Linked DNA regions of Homo sapiens: region 1 is linked to region 2. A link is an interaction called in ENCODE POLR2A ChIA-PET data of the cell type or tissue named here. Cell type or tissue: PC-9. All regions are shown on one strand. Links, peaks and the distances in the headings refer to the core of each region. The heading gives the core; the rest is flanking DNA.

What was found. Peaks named below come from ENCODE experiments on the same cell type or tissue, not always from the same donor. Only the 100,000 strongest peaks of a DNase experiment are listed, where the experiment ranks them.
Region 1: POLR2A ChIA-PET joins it to region 2 with 8 read pairs; 2 of 35 experiments call an interaction of 5 or more read pairs at or near these places.

What each region holds. Positions count from the first base shown.
Region 1 is chr17:18,724,082-18,729,514 of GRCh38, reverse strand. It overlaps the pseudogene TRIM16L. Among named protein-coding and RNA genes, the nearest start is that of FBXW10, 17 kb to the left of the region's middle. In PC-9, for the core only: no CTCF peak of the experiment used is centred there; no DNase peak of the experiment used is centred there; H3K4me3 peaks cover 821 bases; H3K27ac peaks cover 2,687 bases.
Region 2 is chr17:18,846,593-18,852,025 of GRCh38, reverse strand. No RefSeq gene overlaps it. Among named protein-coding and RNA genes, the nearest start is that of PRPSAP2, 8.8 kb to the left of the region's middle. RefSeq lists an enhancer at 1,820-1,879. In PC-9, for the core only: no CTCF peak of the experiment used is centred there; no DNase peak of the experiment used is centred there.

The sequences.
Region 1 (5,433 bases), core at 555-4,554, 120 kb after region 2:
CTGAGGCGGGAGAATGGCATGAACCCAGGAGGCGGAGCTTGCAGTGAGCCGAGATCGTGCCATTGCACTCCGGCCTTGGGGGGAAAGAGCAAGACTCCGTCTCGAAAAAACAAAAAAAATTGGCCGGGCGTGGTGGCTCACGCCTGTAATCCCAACACTTTGGGAGGCCGAGGCGGGCAGATCACCTAAGGTTGGGAGTTCAAGACCATCCTGACCAACACGGAGAAACCCCGTCTCTACTAAAAATACAAAAAATTAGCTGGGCATGGTGGCCCATGCTTGTAATCCCAGCTGCTCAGGAGGCTGAGGCAGGAGAATCGCTTGAACCCGGGAGGTGGAGCTTGCAGTGAGCAGAGATCGTGCCATTGCACTCCAGCCTGGGCAACAAGAGTGAAACTCAGTCTCAAAAAAAAAAAAAAAAACAAATAAAAATAAAAATTAGCCAGGTGTGGTGGCGGGCGCCTGTAATCCCAGCTACTTGGGAGGCTGAGGCAGAGAATTGCTTGAATCTGGGAGGCGGAGGTTGCAGTGAGCCGAGATCGTGCCACTGCACTCCAGCCTGGGTGACAGAGCAAGACTCCATCTCAAAAAACAACACACACACACACACAAATAAATAAAGTTACAAAACGAGAAAAGAGAAATAATTTATATACTCTTTGGGTAGATCTTAAGGGAAACTTGTGAGGCGGGAAGCCAAATGGTTATTAAATGGTTATTCATATTTTCTTTGTGTTTTGATATTGAAAAGCAAAGAAACTGACAAACGCTTTGTTGGTGTTTTTGTCTGTCTTTCTCTTTTACTCATTCAAAAGTTAACTATGTTGTACTTGTGTAAGGATTATGGATTTTTTTTCTTCTTTTTTTGTACTTTCCAAGTTTTTCACAATAAACATTTGTTTTTTGTAACTAGCAGAGAATTTTTTCAAAAATGCAAGCAAGAAAAAATTGTATTTCAGAATATCAGAGCTTGGATGGAGCCTTCTGAATTATTTACTCCAGTGGGCTTGTTGATAAATGAGAAATTTGAGACTCAGGGATGTGAAGAGCTGTTAACAGAGCTGTTTTCTGACAGATTCAGGATGTTGCAGCTTACCCCCAACCTAGTGTTCCTTCCTCGAAAGGTTACATGTTCTTTAGATCTCGTTCCAATGGCTTACGGTTTGATGTCTAATGATACATTGTAATGAAAAGCATTTGCTCTTCTGAGCCCTCCTCAATTACTCCAGCCACAGCCCTCTCTGAAAAGCAGCAGGCTCCAGTCTCATCCCTACCAAGCAAACCTCCATGCAGTGGACTGCTGGAGCGGTTTATAAAACATACTCACTGACTCCATCATTCTCCCATCTGAAACCCTTCCCAGCCATACACCTGCCTGGCCGTGCCAGTCTCATCACTCTGCACCCAGTACCCCAGGCTCCACCCCTATTAAAGTACCTTGGCTCCCCAAATCAGCTGTGCTTCCTCAAACCTCTCTGCCTTTGCATATGTTGTTCCCTCTACCTGGAACATACTGCACGTTGAACCTGACTCATCTTCCGGGACCTGCTTCAAGCTTCCCTGCTCTGAGCAGTTCTCCCTCCCTACCCCTCCTATACTCTGCTGAATGAAGAATCTGCTTCTCTCTGTTCCCACTGCTCCCTGTGCACACCATTTAACAAAAAACAGTTCCATTCACAGATGGCCATGGGCCTAGCAAAGAGAGGGTGCTTCATGGGGCAGCTGTGGGATGCTTCTGCCCCCACAACCCCCATACCTCCAAGAACTGGACAGTGTTGCTGATGGCCGCCATCGTCTCCAGCTCCTGCTTACTCTTCTCCATCTCGGCACTCCTGTACTCCAGGTGGGCCTTGATACCGTTGGCCTGGCTCAGCGCAGCTTGCTCCTTCTCCTCTAAGAAGAGCATCACATTGGCCTGGGCCTTCCTCACAGCAGCAAGGAGTTCCCCAAACTGCATTTCAGCCACTGCTTTGACCTCTGACACCGACACCTGGCGGGGGGTGGGGGTGGAAGGCAGCCAAACATTTCTTAGTGAGGCATCCAACTTGATAGAAGCTCAACATACAGAAATGTCAGAAACACATATATTAGGGAGCAGTTCCCTATTGTAAAAGGAATCCTTTATTCTCATGTGAATTCCAGGTTCCTGGAAAAAGGATTTACGTATTAACTTGGTCTCCTCATCCATTTGATGAGACAGTGAATTCCTCTATGACCTCCGAGATCCCTCACAACTCTGACACTCTGGGATTGTTAGTCAAGTTTCCGAAACTGATTTTCCTACCAGAGCAATGCGTGTATTCAGTCTACTTGATAGTCATATTTCAAGAGGTAAAGAATTTGGCTTTTTTTTTTTTTTGTATAATCAGCATGAATTAGCTTTCTTAGCATTTCATTATGCCCGGTTAAACTGACCACTGAGTCCATCAGAGCCAAATGCATGTCTAAGATGATACTGTCTCTACCACATACAGAATCCCCATAAAATGTTTAGGGTGCAGATGACCATGGCACCCAAGCAATTCCAGGACAAGCATGTATATGCAGAACAGAATGTGACATTCAAATAAAATATAAAAGAAAACCCATGTGAGAAACATTAAGGTTTTGAATGATGGGGGACATGCATGTGGACTCTTTTGCATGGTAAGCATCCTCTATGAATGCCTTCAATCAATATCATGTTTACAACATCTTTCCAAGCTCTGAAGGTTTCCTCTTCTCTGGTATTCTTAAGAATTGGTGTAGACAGCTGGGCGTGGTGGCTCATGCCTGTAATCTCAGCACTTTGGGAGGCTGAGGTGGGCAGATCATGAGGTCAGGAGATCGAGACCATCCTGCCTAACATGGTGAAACCCTGTCTCTACTAAAAATAGAAAAATTAGCCGGGTGTGGTGGCGGGCGCCTGTAGTCCCAGCTACTCGGGAGGCTGAGGCGGGAGAATGGCATGAACCTAGGAGGCAGAGCTTGCAGTGAGCTGAGATTGCGCCACTGCACTCCAGCCCTATCCCATCTGAGACTTTCTGAGCACCCCTCCAGGTGCTGTTTTCTCTTTCTCCTCCCAATGTTAAGGGCAAGCTCTGAACATCAGGGCTCCAAAGTGAGTCAAACAGCAGATATCCTTGGGCAGAGGCTTCAGGGGCACCTCCCATCCCTGGCAAGGAAGGAGAGAGGGAGAGAGGGAGGGAGAATGAGACCCAGATCAAAAAGGGGAGCACAGTAAGGAAAGGACTCAGAAAGGATGGGATTCTGGGCCCAGGCTTAGTGGGAACCTAGAGGTTTGGAGGGAGATGGGAAGAAAAAATGATGACACCAGATAGGTCTTCTGCCTGGCTCAGGCCCTGGCTTAGGCCAGGGCTCAGCAATTCACTCCACGAGAATGGTCTCTGATCAGTCTTCAATCTGGTGGCAAAGGGAAGAATAAGCAGGGGAAAGAAAGCAAGGGGTATCCCTACTGGAGGGGGATGGTGGGAAGACACAGACAATCCCCCTACATTCTCTCTCTCTCTTTTTTTTTTTTTTTTTTTTTTTTTGAGACAAGGTCTCCTCTGTTGCCAGGTTGGAGTGACACAATCTTGGCTCACTGCAGCTTTGACATCCCAGGCTCAAACGATCTTCCACCTCAGCCTCCGAAGTAGCAGAAACCACAGGTGCATGCCTTCATGCCCAACTAATTTTTATATTTTTTGTAGAGATAGGAGCTTACTACGTTGCCCAGGCTGGTCTCAAACTCCTGGCCTCAAGCAATCTGCCGTCCTTGGCCTCCCAAAGTGCTGGGATTACAGGTGTTATTACAGGTGGGATTACGTCCAGCCTACATTCTCATTTTTATGCCAACTTTTCCATCGCCTGTTGGCTTCCTTGAGGTTAGGTAGCTGGACAGAGCTGGGAGCAAAGAAGCTGTGGTAATAGGATTAAGGAAGAGCGGGGATGGTAGACTTTATCCAAATTCTTCCAGCCCACACCAAGAAAAGCTTTTAGACAGGTGACGGTGTTGAGAAGCCAGGGCAGCAGGAGAGGCGATTTGGGAAACCTGAGGCTATCTGGTTTTGTGGCTCCCTCCGGAGCCCTTTTGTTCAGGGCTGGCCCTCACCCTTGGGAGGAGGAATAGTAGCACCTTAACCAGCTGCTCAGAAAGACTGCAGGTGGCGACAATAGTAGAGAAGGAGGCAGGCAGAGAATGGGCTCTGGACTGTGGATGGGAGGCTCAGAGCACTGTCTGAAATGAAGACCTGAGAACCAGGAAAGCTACCTGGGCCCCACCCAGGCCCCCCAAGTGGCAAACCTGCTGCCTGGGGCTCTGCCAGGTATTGGCTCTGCAGCCCTCTGACACTTCACCTCTCTCCCTCTTCCCACTCTCCTGAGAATGAGGACTCTCTGCTGCTAGCCTGGTCACTCTTCTAATTATATAACAATAATCATAAAAACAACCAACATGTAGTAAGTTCTTACTATGTGCCAGGCACTTTTCTCCTAGCAACCCTAAAAGGTAGGTACTATTAGGGTCTCCATTTCTTAGATAAGGAAACTGAGACAGTGATAAATGGACTGATTTGCCCAAGATCACACAGCAAGGTTTGAACCAAGACTGTCTGTCTCTGGAGTCCAGCCCTTTGACCACCACTCCACACTGCCTCAAAATAGGGCCCAGGGTTGGGGATCCATGTGCCTGCAGTATAGCACTGAGCTGGCACAGCCTGACCTCTCCCTCTGGGCCCTGGCACATTCACTAGGATGAGCTGGGGAGGTACAATGGGAGTTCAGCTGAGCTTTCAGCCCATGGGCTGTGGCTGTGTGGGGGTTGCAGGGAAGGACCTTTAAGTTCAGCCCATTAAACAGAAGCCCTCCTAAGACCAGACGAGAGACAGGGCTTAGCCCCTTGTTCACTGTGGGCACCAGTTAGGGTAACATCCTATGCCCATAATGGACTATAAATACACAGGCTGCTGCTGAGCAGGCGACCAAGAGGGAAAGAGGCCAAGACTCCCAGCAATTCCTGAACCAACTGTTTACAGGTGTTGCCTCCTTGACATTGCAAACACTGTAAATTCTGATATATTAATCATTACTAGATTTAAATCTAAAAGTCAAATTACATTTCCATATGGCAAAGAAGTAATGATGAAGAAATCTACCTCAGAAGACAGGAGAGTTTTGCTTATAACCATTTGGGAGCGGGGGCAAATGGTGGTGGTGGTGTTTGATCCAGGCTCTGCATTAGCTAACGTGTCCTAGTTCCCCGGCTTACTCACCCTTCATGCCCACTCAGGCTCCAGGTAGCCAGGCTCTAGGAGTCACAGAGGCCACAGAGTGCTCCCTGCCTGCAGTGCCCGCTCCCGATGACCTCCAGAAAGCAGGAGCAGGACACAGCATGGGAACCAGCATGAGGGTGTTGTGGGAAAGGAGCAGAATCCTGTCTACAATTATGACCTG
Region 2 (5,433 bases), core at 704-4,703:
AATTGCTTGAACCCGGGAGGCGGAGGTTGTGGTGAGCCAAGATCACGCCATTGCACTCCAGCCTGGGCAACAAGAGTGAAACTTGGTCTGAAAAAGAAAAAAAAAAAAACAGAAGGAGTTTTGTAGACCCGGCACAGTGGCTTACGCCTATAATCCTAGCATTTTGGGAGGCTGAGGCAGGCAGATCACCTGAGGTCAGGAGTTCAAGACCACCCTGGCCAACATGGTGAAACCCTGTTTCTACTAAAAATACAAAAATTAGGCGGGCGTGGTGGTGCATGCCTATAATCTCAGCTACCCAGGAGGCCGAGGCAGGAGAATCACTGGAACCAGGGAGGCAGAGGCTGCAGTGAGCTAAGCTGAGATCCTGCCACTCCAGCCTGGGCAACAGAGCGAGACTCCGTCTAAAAATATATATATATATTAGCATTAGCATTACCATTTTAGCTGTACAACCTTAGAAGTCATTTCTCTCTGTTAGTTTCCTCATCTGTAAATGGGCTAATGCCACCTACTTCATGTCACTATTGAGGTGGATGGAGTAGAATAACATATTTATGGTAATGTCAATAAACCAAAGCCACAGCAAGGTTGGCACGGCCCACACACAGGCCCCCGTGGCAGCCTCCTCCTCCTGGTGGCAGCACCTAGCCAAGATCTGGGCTTTGAGCCCTTTGCCCACACCCTACTCTCAACAGCTTTCTCCTGGGCACTACTGGTGACACTGTGCTGGCTCACAGCAGCACCCCACCCACCAGGACTTTTTTTTCATTTCCATAATTGGAAAGTGCAGAATCAGGGACTGATGATCCCCCGGTAAATTACCCCCCAACTCAACTTTATCGGGTCTCTCCCTGCCAAAGACAGGCATCGCCAAGGCCTCTAGCCCGAATCATAACAAACACTCTCCAAACCTTGTATCTCTGGCTCAGCCTCTCTAAATCCCTCCCTTAAGCTGGAGGGAGGAGCACCCTAAGCCAAACTTCGGGCCCACTGATCTCCTCCCCTACCTACACTGCCCTGCCCCAGCTGGAGAGCCCCTATGCCACTGTCCTGCAAGCAGTTTTTCCTTCCCCCTTCACTGGAAGCACCTCCTAGGGAGGCCTAAGGACTGGGGCCTGGTGGTGCTGAGGCCTGCCTTGGTGGCTTTGCTTCCTGGGGCCTCCAGGGGGTAAGGCTGGTGTACCTCCTTCTGAAGCATTCAAATCTTGCATTTGCTTGAAATCTTAGTAAATGGAAGGCTTTCCCCATTCACATTCTATCATAAGTATTTGTATTAGTCAGGACTTTTGCAATAAAACTCAGCTTGAACCAGCTAAATGTAAAGGGAAAGGGGCTAACTGAGGAGGGGTGAGGCTGACTTCCACAGCTAAAAAGCCCAGGGGACAGCTTCGTATGGCTAGATCCAGTGCTCCACTATCTCCAGGGTTTTGTCTTTCTTTGGTGATTTTATTCTCAGGCAAGCTCTGCCCAGTAATGCCAACAGGGCCACCAGCACTTGGAGGCCCCTATGGCACTTCATTCTGTGAACTCAGTAAGAAAGAGGCCCTACCCCACCAGCGTCCTTTGCAATGTCCAGTGAAGGACTCTGATGTCATATGTACACACAGGTATCTCACACATACATGAAGACATCACTCACACTCAAATGTTCCCCATGTGGATGACACATACATTCACAAATCACACACACTCATACATCACACACACATCCAGCTGTCTCTCACACAGGTGTGACTCAATATTCACACATGGCTGGGCATGGTGGCTCATGCCTGTAATCCCAGCACTTTGGGAGGCTGAGTCAGGCAGATCTCTTGAGCTCACGAGTTCAAGACTAGCCTGGGCAACGTGGTGAAACCCCATCTCTACAAAAAATACAAAAAATTAGTCAGGCGTGGTGGCACACGCCTGTAGTTCCAGCTACTCATCTGCCCCTGATTCTGCACTTTCCAATTATGGAAATGAAAAACAAGTCCTGGCGGGTGGAGTGCTGCTGTGACTCAGCAAGTATCACCAGTAGTGCCCAGGAGGATGGCTCGGGAGGATGGCTTGAGCCTGAGAAGTGGAGCTTGCAGTGAGCTGAGATTGCACCACTGCACTCCAGCCTGGGCGGCAGAGCCAGACCTTGTCTCAAAAAAAATAAAAAAATAAATAAAAAATAAATAAATAAATAAATAAAAATCTCTCCCCCTTAGATGTTACAGACCTGCAAACGGCCACCCTCAGAGGCCTAACTCACCCAGATTTAGTTGATATGCCACTTTTTTAAGGAACACACCTACCTCTTACCTAACACATCGCTTCTTTTTTTGTTTTGTTTTGTTTTTTGAGACAGAGTCTCGCTCTGTCACCCAGGCTGGAGTGTAGTGGCGTAATCTTAGCTCACCGGAACCTCTACCTCCCGGGTTCAAGCTATTTCTCCTACCTCAGCCTCCCGAATAGCGGAGATTACAGGCATGCGCCACCACGCCCAGCTAATTTTATATTTTTAGTAGAGACAGAGTTTCTCCATGTTGGTCAGGCTGCTCTTGAACTCCCGACCTCAGATGATCCGCCCACTTCGGCCTCTCAAAATGCTGGGATTACAGGCATGAGCCACCACGCCCAGCATCACATTGCTTCTTACCTAGATGTAATTCTGTGACATATCACTCTAAGTCTGTGTGTAACAGATTGAAGCCCTCTCATTCTCCCAAAATAGTGTAGAGCCTTTGAAAGGATTAAATACATTCATTTTTTTTTAACTGCCTATATCGAAAGACACAGATTGGGAGAAAATATTCACACTACATATATCTGAAGACAAAGGACCTATATCCGATGACAAAGGACATATATCCAGATGATATAAGTAACTCATTTTTAATTTTTTTTTTTTTTTGAGACGGAGTCTTACTCTGTCGCCCAGGCTGGAGTACAGTGGTGTGATCATAGCTCACTGCAGCCCCAGCCTCCTGGATTCCAGTGATCCTGCTGCCTCAGCTTCCCAAGTAGTTAGGACTACAGACATGTGCCCCTGCACCTGGCTTAAAGTTTATTTTTTAAAATCTGCCGGCCTGAAGGACAGGTCTTCTGCCCTGCTTGCAGTCCCTGTGGACTGTCTGTCTTGACTTCCCTCCCACTCCCTCTGGGCACCTGCCCTCAGTGCAGCTGCCCTCCAGCCCCTCCGCTACCTCTGCAGCTCTGCCTGTGCTGTTGTTCCCTTCTTTGCTTGCGGAAATCCTGTCTCCACTGAGGCCCTGCTCTGGGAAGCTTCCACCTCCCACAGGCTTTCCCGGTGTGTGATTTCACTCCTTTGCTGGCATTTAGAGGTAGAAGCTGAGAGGCCTGGGGAAACTAACTCAAACAGTTGGTGACAGCTGAGGAGAGTCTGGAAGGTGAGGGACTCAGAGCTGGGGACATGGATGGACAATGCTGTAACCGCCCTCGCAGCCCACCATCCAGGAGGAAGCCGAGGAGACAGGCCTGGGCCCAAGCTCCAGGGCTCAGAACAGTTAGATCAGATTCCTGTTGATTCTGCCTTTGAATCTAAGAGGGTGGCCCAGATCATATATCAGGAGATGGCTGCATATAACAGAAAACAAAATAACAATTACTTACAGGCCGGGTGCAGTGGCTCACACCTGTAATCCCAGCACTTTGGGAGGCTGAGGCAGGTGGATCACCTGAGTTCAGGAGTTCGAGACCAGCCTGGCCTCGAACATGGTGAAACCTCGTCTCTACCAAAAATACAAAAAATTAGCTAGGTGTGGTCGTGGGCACCTGTAATCCCAGCTACTCGGGAGGCTGAGGCAGGAGAATTGCTTGAAGCCGGGAGGCGGAGGTTGCAGTGAGCTGAAATCGTACCACTGCACTCCAGCCTGGGCAACAAGAGCGAAACTCCGTCCTCAAAAATAAAAAAATAAAAATAAAATACAGGCCGGGCACGGTGGCTCACGCCTGTAATCCCAACTCTTTGGGAGGCCAAGGTGGGAGGATCACCTGAGGTCAGGAGTTCAAGACCAGCCTGGCCAACTTGGTGAAACCCATCTCTACTAAAAATACAAAAATTAGCTGGGCATGGTGGCGCACCTGTAGTCCCAGCTATTCGGGAGGCTGAGGCAGAAGAATCGCTTGAACCCAGGAGCTGGAGGTTGCAGTGAGCTGAGATTGCCACTGCACTCCAGCCTGGTGACAGAGTGAGACTCTGTCACAAAGAAAAAAGAAAAGAAAAAAAAACAGCTGGCCGGGCGTGGTGGCTCACGCCTGTAATCCCAGCACTTTGGGAGGCCGAGGCGGGCGGATCATGAGGTCAGGAGATTGAGACCACGGTGAAACCCCGTCTCTACTAAAAATACAAAAAATTAGCTGGGTGCGGTGGCGGGTGCCTGTAGTCCCAGCTACTCGGGAGGCTGAGGCAGGAGAATGGCGGGAACCCAGGAGGCGGAGCTTGCAGTGAGCTGAGATGGCGCCACTGCACTCCAGCCTGGGCGACAGAGCGAGACTGCGTCTCAAAAAAAAAAAAAAAAACAGCTGGAGTCCACTGCACACAGGCAATGACTCTCACACATGAAACTCATATTTAGATCTGTGCTATGTTTTGGGTTTTGTTTTTAAATACAATAATGTTTAAACAGATTAAACCAAGTTTTAAAAATAACAGGCACATATTACATGAAAGAAATCAAGGAAATGTCTCGGGAAGAAAAAAATCTTAGTGTTAAAATTCCTAAATATCAGTATAGTCATTATATATTGTTCAAAAATAGCAATATTCTGATTAGTTATATGTTTGTTTGAAAATAAAATAATTTGGTAAATTTCCCACATATTTAGTCTAGTACTTAGTCTTAATATAAAAAGCTGGATTTGCCAGCAGAAAATTGTAATTACTTTTTTATGAAGTAAACACACATTATATCACTATCATTGCATGGAAGAGAAAGTGAACAAAAAAAGATTAAGGAATAAAAAAAAGAATATCACTATCATATAACTACATACATTAACAAAGAGACAAACATATCCCACTGGAGATTAGGAGTTTAGCAGAAGTCTCTGAAAATACTAAAAACCGAAACAAAATTAATAATTGCTTTTTGTTTGTTTGTTTGTTTGTTTGTTTTTTAACTATGTAGCGAATTCTTCTGGTTAAGACTAAGCATCAAAAAAAGAGATCTTCCTGAGAGCAATTATTAAACAATTCCTCTTGACCCACACTTCCAAATTAAGTCTATAGTTCTGGAATATGAAATCATTTTCATTTTAAACATAGTTGATGGAAGGCAACTTTTAAACAGAAAACTGCAGTTTAAAGTTGTCTCAAACTTAGTAGCTATATTTGTAACAAGCAACCACCCACAGCCAGTTGTAAATACAGTCAATCATCAGTGACCATTGGCCTCTCTCACCAACCAATATCAATGTGGGCCACTTGCTTTGGAAAGACAG